Linked DNA regions of Homo sapiens: region 2 is linked to region 1. Evidence: read pairs that join two places in POLR2A ChIA-PET (ENCODE). Cell type or tissue: GM12878. All regions are shown on one strand.

What was found. Peaks named below come from ENCODE experiments on the same cell type or tissue, not always from the same donor. Only the 100,000 strongest peaks of a DNase experiment are listed, where the experiment ranks them.
Region 2: POLR2A ChIA-PET joins it to region 1 with 5 read pairs; 4 of 35 experiments call an interaction of 5 or more read pairs at or near these places.

Annotation. Positions count from the first base shown.
Region 1 is chr3:32,886,935-32,891,934 of GRCh38, forward strand. TRIM71 (tripartite motif containing 71) reads left to right here. Exons shown (of 4, transcript NM_001039111.3): 4 at 3,426-5,000. The coding sequence ends at 4,877. Among named protein-coding and RNA genes, the nearest start is that of CCR4, 62 kb to the right of the region's middle. In GM12878, no CTCF peak of the experiment used is centred here; a DNase peak (open chromatin) is centred at 2,037.
Region 2 is chr3:32,764,148-32,769,147 of GRCh38, forward strand. CNOT10 (CCR4-NOT transcription complex subunit 10) reads left to right here. Exons shown (of 19, transcript NM_015442.3): 16 at 308-343; 17 at 535-662. Among named protein-coding and RNA genes, the nearest start is that of CNOT10-AS1, 29 kb to the left of the region's middle. In GM12878, no CTCF peak of the experiment used is centred here; no DNase peak of the experiment used is centred here.

The DNA.
Region 1 (5,000 bases):
AATATGGCTCAATTGCTTTCTGACAAGAGACTTTGGAGGTGTTAGTCCAAGATTTTTAATTCAGCATATTTTTTGAGCACCTTTGTGGGCATGACATCATTTTCAGACACTCAGATGTCCCCATGGGTCTGCCAGTGTTATGCCACCCACGAATGTTAATTATAACTGAGGGGCCCATTTCTTGCAACCTGAGAGCTTTGTAGTGAACTCTGCCACAAACTCGCTCTTCTGGATTTCCTGATGAAAAAGGCCTTTGTGTGTGGGGGTTTCTGCCGCTTTCACCTTAGTTACCCTCCCTCCTGTGAGGCTGACCCACTGTCCTCTCTAAAGGCAGTTCTGTTTCAGAAGAAATAGCAAGTTTTTACTCTTGGGAGAAGCCTATTTGAAAGAAGAGTCCATCCCTTCTTCATTGTAGTAAGCAGTTTCTGCTTGCCCAAAAATTCATCCTCAGAGCATTCCAAAATAAGCTTCCTTATTTTGGATACTTTTGCTATAGAACCTTGCTCCAAATCCTGTGGGGTCCCTCTCTCTTTGACTAATTACTGACTTTTTTTTTTTTTTTTTTTTTCTGTTCCTTCCCAGCAAATCCCTCTTACTTTGCCTGTCTCTGTCTGGGCATCTCTTTGTTACAAGTTTTGTTTTCCTGCATCTCTGGTTACTTTAAGATATATAAGTGCAAGGATTAAGATAACCCTGTTGTAAATATCCAGATGCCTCTCTTCATTCTTGGGCCTTATGTATTTCCAGTGGACTTGGCTACCTCATGGGGTTAGCTGCATATATATAGTTCATGGGTAAGAACCAAAGGTGGAGGTTTGGCCTAATGGGCAAATATTCTTTAATCTGTCCCCACGTGGGCCTCTCCATACACATGTATCCTGGTTCACTGAACAGATGAAAAAGCAGGAATGAGTCGAAATCATATAATCACCCCTCCCACCCTAAAGGGAAAGTCAGGTTGAAATCCAGCTCTTTCAACAGTGGACGCTTATTCTGAAATAGCCTTCTATGGCTTTCAGATCTGTAGAACAACTCAAGTCATGGTCCTCTGTGAAAACTGTTTGGATAAGTTCATTCGCTTCACAGGGGGAAATTGCTTAGAATTAGAGAACTTTTAAAGAATAGAGAAACTAATGTTTCATTGGTAAAACAAAATTCCATATTTCTAAATAGCATGGTTTGAGAACCTCAAGCAGGAATTATTTTGGCAGGTTAGAATCCATGTCCATATATATTATAGCATTTTAGATTTAAAGGGCTCTTTTGGAAATAATACAGACATGCCAAAAGCGTGCTATGTTAAAATTTGGGGTACAGGGCTTCTCAGGTTCCCAGTTGGGTTTTTAAAACCATTCTTAAAATACAGAAGTAAAGAGAAACTGGCCCAAGCACAGTGACTCACGCCTGTAATGCCAACACTTTGGGAGGCTGAGGTGGGAAGATTGCTTGAGTCCAGGATTTTGAGGCCACCCGTGGCAACATTAAGACCCCATCTCTACCAAAAAAAAAAAAAAAAAAAAAAAAAAAAAAAAAAAAAAAGGTGCCCTGTGGTGGTGGTCTCCTTTAATACACATTTCCCAAGCTAATCCTTTTGCGGTTTGTTGTTGTTGTTGTTGTTGTTTTGAGACGGAGTTTCGCTCTTATTGCCCAGGCTGGACTGCAGTGGCACGATCTCGGCTCACTGCAACCTCCGTCTCCTGGGTTCAAGCGATTCTCCTGCCTCAGCCTCCCAAGTAGCTGGGATTACAGCCACCTGCCACCACGCTCGGCTAGTTTTGTATTTTTAGTACAGAGAAGGTCTCACTATGTTGGCCAGACTGGTTTTGAACTCCTGACCTCAGGTGGTCCACCCATCTTGGCCTCCCAAAGCATGAGCCACTGTGCTGGGCCCCAAACTAATTCTTTAAGAATATGAATCTGTCATGTCACTCCCCTACTGAAAGCTGTGGTTGTGAAATGCTGAGCCTGTGCCCACAGCAGGACCTTTGCTGTTTCCTTTGCTGAGATAGCTCTCCCTATGGCCTTTTGCCTAGTCTCAACCTGTAGGTCTGAACTTGTGAAAGGCACTGTCCCTCAGTGCTCTTTGTCTGTATCAGGGCCCCTAGACACTGTCTTTCACATCCTTTTTCTACTTTTTAACACCTATCACTATCTGACATGATCCTTATTTCTTCGTTTGCTTTTGAATACTGCTTTTCTAAACTACAACTCTGTGTGAGCAAGGACCATATTTTATATTTTCTGTGGGTTACTGCAGTACCTCCAATGCCTGGCAAAGTGTAGGTGCTCAGTACACTCCTTTGTCAAATGGCTGTTTTTGGTTTTGGTGGTGGGATCTTGCTATTTTTTTAAGGTGGGATCTTGCTGTATTACCCAGGCTGGAGTGCAGTGGTTATTCACAGACACAGTCATGGCACACTACAGACTCAGCCTCCTAGGCTCAAGTGATTCTTCCACCTCAGCTTCCCGAGTAGCTGGGATTACAGGTGCACAGCACTGTGCCCAGCTCTAGATGGCTGTTTTTAACTTTTATTTTTTTTAATTTATAGCTTACAGAAAAGTTGCAGTAATAGTAACTCCATATATTCCTTCTCCAGATTTACTGATTATGTACGTTTTGTCCCAATTATTATTATTATTATTATTATTATTATTATTATTATTATTATTTTGAGACGGAGTCTCGCCCTGTTCCCTAGGTTGGAGTGCAATGGTGTGATCTCTACTCACTGCAACCTCCGCCTCTCGGGTTCAAGCGATTCTCCCCACATCAGCTTCCCAAATAGCTGGGATTACAGGCACCTGTTACCACACTTGGTTAATTTTTGTTATTTTTAGTAGAGACAGGGTTTTGCCATGTTGGCCAGACTGGTCTCAAACTCCTGACCTCAGGTGATCTGCCTGCTTCATCCTCCCAAAGTGCTGGGATTAGAGGCATGAGGCGTGCGTGTATGTGTGTGTGTGTGTATGTATGTATGTATGTATGTGTATATATGTTTGTGATCTGAGAGTGAGTTGGCATATTGGAAACACAATGCCTTTACCCCTAATCACATTACAATTACAGAAATCAGGAAATTTGATTTTGATACAGTACTAGCATCTACTCCTCAGTCCATAATCAAGGTTCAACAATTGTCCCAACAGTGCTTTTCATAGCTAGCCACTCCCTCCAGTCCAGAGTCACTAATTACATATAGTTGTCCTGTTTCTAGTAACTATCCTCTGTAACCCAGAACAGTTCTTCAGGTTTTTTGGTCCATTTTGATTTTGCTGCTTTTGAAGAAAGACAGATGTCTTTTGTAGACCATCCCACAATATGTGTTTGTCTGATGCTTCCTTGTGATTAGTTGTGGCTTATGTGGTATTTTCTGTGCTTGGCTCTAAGCCTCTGTGTCTTTCTCCACTCTTGCTTTTCCCTCCAGGTAGAAAAGATCCGCCAGGTGAAAGCCAAGTCTCTGTACCTGCAGGTGGAGAAGCTGCGGCAAAACCTCAACAAGCTTGAGAGCACCATCAGTGCCGTGCAGCAGGTCCTGGAGGAGGGTAGAGCGCTAGACATCCTACTGGCCCGAGACCGGATGCTGGCCCAGGTGCAGGAGCTGAAGACCGTGCGGAGCCTCCTGCAGCCCCAGGAAGACGACCGAGTCATGTTCACACCCCCCGATCAGGCACTGTACCTTGCCATCAAGTCTTTTGGCTTTGTTAGCAGCGGGGCCTTTGCCCCACTCACCAAGGCCACAGGCGATGGCCTCAAGCGTGCCCTCCAGGGTAAGGTGGCCTCCTTCACAGTCATTGGTTATGACCACGATGGTGAGCCCCGCCTCTCAGGAGGCGACCTGATGTCGGCTGTGGTCCTGGGCCCTGATGGCAACCTGTTTGGTGCAGAGGTGAGTGATCAGCAGAATGGGACATACGTGGTGAGTTACCGACCCCAGCTGGAGGGTGAGCACCTGGTATCTGTGACACTGTGCAACCAGCACATTGAGAACAGCCCTTTCAAGGTGGTGGTCAAGTCAGGCCGCAGCTACGTGGGCATTGGGCTCCCGGGCCTGAGCTTCGGCAGTGAGGGTGACAGCGATGGCAAGCTCTGCCGCCCTTGGGGTGTGAGTGTAGACAAGGAGGGCTACATCATTGTCGCCGACCGCAGCAACAACCGCATCCAGGTGTTCAAGCCCTGCGGCGCCTTCCACCACAAATTCGGCACCCTGGGCTCCCGGCCTGGGCAGTTCGACCGACCAGCCGGCGTGGCCTGTGACGCCTCACGCAGGATCGTGGTGGCTGACAAGGACAATCATCGCATCCAGATCTTCACGTTCGAGGGCCAGTTCCTCCTCAAGTTTGGTGAGAAAGGAACCAAGAATGGGCAGTTCAACTACCCTTGGGATGTGGCGGTGAATTCTGAGGGCAAGATCCTGGTCTCAGACACGAGGAACCACCGGATCCAGCTGTTTGGGCCTGATGGTGTCTTCCTAAACAAGTATGGCTTCGAGGGGGCTCTCTGGAAGCACTTTGACTCCCCACGGGGTGTGGCCTTCAACCATGAGGGCCACTTGGTGGTCACTGACTTCAACAACCACCGGCTCCTGGTTATTCACCCCGACTGCCAGTCGGCACGCTTTCTGGGCTCGGAGGGCACAGGCAATGGGCAGTTCCTGCGCCCACAAGGGGTAGCTGTGGACCAGGAAGGGCGCATCATTGTGGCGGATTCCAGGAACCATCGGGTACAGATGTTTGAATCCAACGGCAGCTTCCTGTGCAAGTTTGGTGCTCAAGGCAGCGGCTTTGGGCAGATGGACCGCCCTTCCGGCATCGCCATCACCCCCGACGGAATGATCGTTGTGGTGGACTTTGGCAACAATCGAATCCTCGTCTTCTAATTGCATTTCCTAGGTTTCTGTGTTTGGGGTGTGTGTGCGTGTCTCTCTCTCTCTCTCTCTCTTTCTCTTTCTCTCTCTTTTTGAATTTCAAAGAAGAAACAGTCTCAGGGAAATTTCTTTTTT
Region 2 (5,000 bases), 120 kb before region 1:
CCAACATGGTGAAACCCCGTCTCTACTAAAAATACAAAAACTAGCCAGGGATGGTGGCACATGCCTGTAATCCCAGCTACTCAGGAGGCTGAGGCAGGAGAATCGCTTGAATCCAGGAGGCGGAGGTTGCAGTGAGCCGAGATCATGCCCCTGCACTCCAGCCTGGGCAACAGAGCGAGGCTCCATCTCAAAAAAAAAAAAAAGAAAAGAAAAGAAAATATGCCCTCTACCTTCTGAGCCCGAGGAGAAAAGAAAGAAAATATGCTCTGTTGTTCTGCCCCTCAGATTTATTTTCGTGTTTTTGTAGGATCAGACAAAGGTGAAAATGAAGCAATGGAATCCTGTAAGTAAGAAGTTTTGTGATACTTAAGTAGCCTGGCCTGCATCCCAAAAATTTAGATTCTAAATCTTCTGTGTTCGTTTTTCTGCCTGAGGAATACTGCTGTGCCAAGTGGCTCCTCAAGGCGATAGATTGGGTTGCTTCCTTGCTGTTGGCACGGCCTCTTCACCAGTGTCTACACTCTTTTTCCCCAGCTGGTAAGCGGGCCCCTCAGTGCTACCCCAGTTCCGTCAACTCTGCCAGGACTGTGATGCTGTTCAACCTTGGCAGCGCTTACTGCCTGAGGAGCGAATATGACAAAGCCCGAAAGTGTCTCCACCAGGTGAGTCCAGAGTGGGAGGAACTGAACCTTGTAAAGCAGCCAACACAAGTTTGAGGTTTATATTTTTTGTTACTTTGTTTGAAGCATCTGATCAGTTTGTTAAATATTGGAATATCACTTTCCCAGATATAAAAATATTCTTGCAAGGTAAACAACTAATCAGCATTGTAAATGAACCTAGACACTTAAAGGAAAGTTCTTCTTGATGATTTTATTTTAAAAAAAATTTTTTTTTGCCAGGCACAGTGGCTCATGCCTCCCAGCACTTTGGGAGGCCGAGGCAGGCGGATCATGAGGTCAGGAGTTTGAGACCAGCCTGGCCAATATGGTGAAACCCCATCTCTACTAAAAATACAAAAATTAGCCAGGTTGGTGGCACGCACCTGTAGTCCCAGCTACTCGGGAGGCTGAAGCAGGAGAATCGCTTGAATCCGGGAGGCGGAGGTTGCAGTGAGCCAAGATTGTGCCACTGTACTCCAGCCTGGGCAACAGAGCGAGACTCCGTCTCAAAAAAAAAAAAAGATGTTTAAATTTCAAATCAGCAGAATAAAAAGCAACTTGGGGCCGGGCACAGTGGCTCACATCTGTAATCCCACACTCTGGGAGGCTGAGACAGGCAGATCACTTGAGTCCAGGGGTTTGAGACCAGCCTGGGCAACATAATGAGACCCTGTCTCTACTAAAAATACCAAAAATTAGCCAGGCATGGTGGTGCATTCCTGTAGTCCCAGATACTTAGGAGACAGAGGTAGGAGGATTACCTGAGCCTGGGAGGTTGAGGCTGTAGTCAGCCAAGATCATGCCACTGCACTCCAGCCTGGGCAACTGGAGTGAGACCCTGTCCCCCCAAAAAAAAAAGACAAAAGAAGTAAGTTGACAGTTTTAATTATTAAAATTCCAAAAGATGGAAAACTGTCTAAAAGATCACTTATATAAATAATAGTGCATCTGTACAGTTGAAGACAATGCAGCTATAAACTCTAGGTACTAAAATGGAAAGATGTCCAAGACATACTAAATGAAAACAGCAAGGTGTGAAACAGTTTCTGTATAACCCTGTATACATGCATAAAAGATCTCTGAAAGGACACACCAAGAAACTGCAAACATTAGTTGTTGGGGTGGCAGGACGAATACTACATGGCTGGAGCAGTAGAATGGGAGACTTTTCACTGTATACTGTTATGCTTTTAATTTTTTTTTTTTTTTTTTTGAGACGGAGTTTCGCTCTTGTTGCCCAGACTGGAGTGCAATGGCGCAATCTCGGCTCACTGCAACCTCCGCCTCCCGGGTTCAAACACTTCTCCTGCGTCAGCCTCCCAAGTAGCTGGGATTACAGGCATGTACCACCACGCCCGGCTAATTTTGTATTTTTAATAGAGACGGGGTTTCTCCATGTTGAGGCTGGTCTCGAACTCCTGGCCTCAGGTGATCCACCCGCCTCAGCCTCCCAAAGTGCTGGGATTACAGGTGTGAGCCACCGTGCCCAGGTGCTTTTAAATTTTGAATTGTGTAAATCTTTTTTCAAAATGTGAATTATAGGCCAGGCACGGTGGCTCATGCCTGTAATCCCAGCACTTTGGGAGGCCGAGGTGGGCGGATCATGAGGTCAGGAGATCAAGACCATCCTGGCTAACACGGTGAAACCCTGTCTCTACTAAAAATACAAAAAAATTAGCCAGGCGTGGTGGCATGTGCCTGTAGTCCCAGCTACTCGGGCGGCTGAGGCAGGAGAATGGCATGAACCCGGGAGGTGGAGCTTGCAGTGAGCCAAGATCGCGCCACTGCACTCCAGCCCGGGCAACAGAGCGGGACTCTGTCTCAAAAAAAAAAAAAAAAAGTGAATTATAAATCCACCTTTCAGAAAGCCAATACTAGAGAAACTCCATACACACTAAAGAAAGCTACTGGCAATATATAACTAAAATAAACCTCTGAATTCTACCACTGAAATGGTGCATCATGAAGCTTCAAGGAAGATTTTGATTGGATCTCTTTAGTAGGTCACCTGCCAATCCCTGGACCAATCATGGGCATTGAGCCATACCTGTAGTAGGGGACTGGGTACCACCATTGGCAGCCCCAGAGGAATCTCACAAAATTAGAAATAGTTCCTCAAAAGGACATTCATCCAGCAGATATCTGTTGAGCACTTACTTCTGAGCTAAGCCATGGGAATAAGACTGCACATAAGCAGACATACTACAATCTTGCCCTTGCTTGTAGACCTTTGCAGTTAGGAGACACCTTCCTAAAAAGGGAATTGCATGGTCAGAGGATATGCAGGATTTTAAGACTTCTGATATAGAAAGTTTGTATCAAATGGTACATTCTCCAGCAGCAGATGAGAAGGCCCACATCCCCACATGCTTGCCACAGCAACTAAAGTTGATATTAAACCTCTTCTCAGGAGATAGGGTGGCTTTCAGCCGGGCGCAGTGGCTCACACCTGTAATCCCAACACTTTGGGAGGCCGAGGCAGGCAGATCACCTGAGGTCAGGAGTTCGAGACCAGCCTTACCAACATGGAGAAATCCTATCTCTACTAAAAATGCAAAAAGTAGCTGGGCGTGGTAGCACATGCCTGTAACCCCAGATACTCGGGAGGCTGAGGCAGGATAATTGCTTGAACGCAGGAGGTGGAGGTTGTGGTGAGCCGAGATCGCGCCATTGCACTACAGCCTGGGCAACAAGAGCGAAACTCTGTCTCAAAAAAAAAAAAAAAAAAGCCTATGTGGCTTTCACATAGGTTCCTGCTTATGTGAGCAGCCTTGTTGTGCCTAGAAGTGATGATGCTTTACCATGTGAAAAATAACTACAAATTCTATTTAGTCAACTTAGTGGCATCTGGTCAGCATTTCTGATCCCAGATCAGAAAAGTTAAGTGACAGGCTGTCCAGGGTAACATGTTTGATATTATCTAGGCATTGAGTGTATGAGTTAAACCAGTAAGAGTTAAAATGTTTCACTCTTCTCAGTAACAAGGCTAGGGTGTTGAGCAGCCCCTCTCAAAGTGCCCCCAGACCTCAGTCACTGCAGCAAACAGAGCTTTTGATCTAAAGTTACAGTGTGTACAGTCCAGCTGAGGTTCTCGTACAGCAGGTGGCCATGGCTGCTGCCACGCTGGGAGAGACAGATGGGGTCAGGCCTGGTTTGGGGTCTGAAGGGGGTTTTGTTTTGGTCCCTTGGTTTTTAGGTTAATCCAATGGCTGGACCTTTGTTAATTGGGAGGCCCACCCTGCCTGGGAGGGAAGAACAGTGATGTGAAGAGTTGGAAAGGGCTCCGAGTAGATGTTTCCAAGGTTGCCTGCCCACCACTAACCATTCTGAACAGCCAGTAAGCAAAATGCCATTAAGTATCATAAAGATGTTGCCTTGAATTCTTGTATTTTAAAAAAAGCTTCAGACTGTGGTCATTGAAAAAAACAGTAAATAAAATGTGTTACTAGCCACTTGGATGGAAAACAGAGATTTTACTATCCACAAAATGGGCCGGGCACAGTGGCTCACATCTGTAATCCCAGCACTTTGGGAGGCCAAGGCGGGTGGATCATCTGAGGTGAGGAGTTCAAGACTAGCCTGGACAACATGATGAAACCCCGTCTATACTAAAAATACAAGAAATTAGCTGGGCGTGGTGGCAGGAGCCTGTAATCCCAGCTACTTGGGAGGCTGAGGCAGAAGAATCGCTTGAACCCAGGAGGCGGAGGTTGCAGTGAGCCTAGATCGTGCAATTGCACTCCAGCCTGGGCAACAAGAGCAAAACTCCGTCTCAAAAAAAAAAAATCCACAAAATGGTATAAAGACGATCTTGCCTATACAGCTTGCCTAGAAAGCTAGGCTTAGATATATAAAATCTCATTTTCTGAAAAGAGTTGTTATACCTCAGTGTTGTGGCGAGAGGAATAAAAGCCTCCCCACCTCATTCATGAGGAACTTCTTAGAAGCACATGCTCTGGGCAACATGCCCCGCTAGTCTGAGATTTCTCCTAATGCTGCCAGAAACCAACCTAGTACACGTTTCTGGTCTTCCCCAACATCTCCCACGTTCAAGCTGCTACCTTCAGTACCATTTCTCCCCATTTTCTACCTGTGAGATATCTACCCTGCAAGGACTAAAGCAGGCCTCCCTTACCCCAAAGCTCTGTTTGAAAGAAACTTCTTCCTTTCTCTCCATATTCACAGCACATTCACTGCCTTTCTCCCTGGCATTTACGTAACTGTGTTTGGATTATTGTTAGTTATTTGCATGCTTGTTTGTTATCAGGGGAAGTCCCTGTCTTATCTCCATACCCACCTCTGTTCAATAAGTATTTGTAGAAGTCTATTATCTGATTA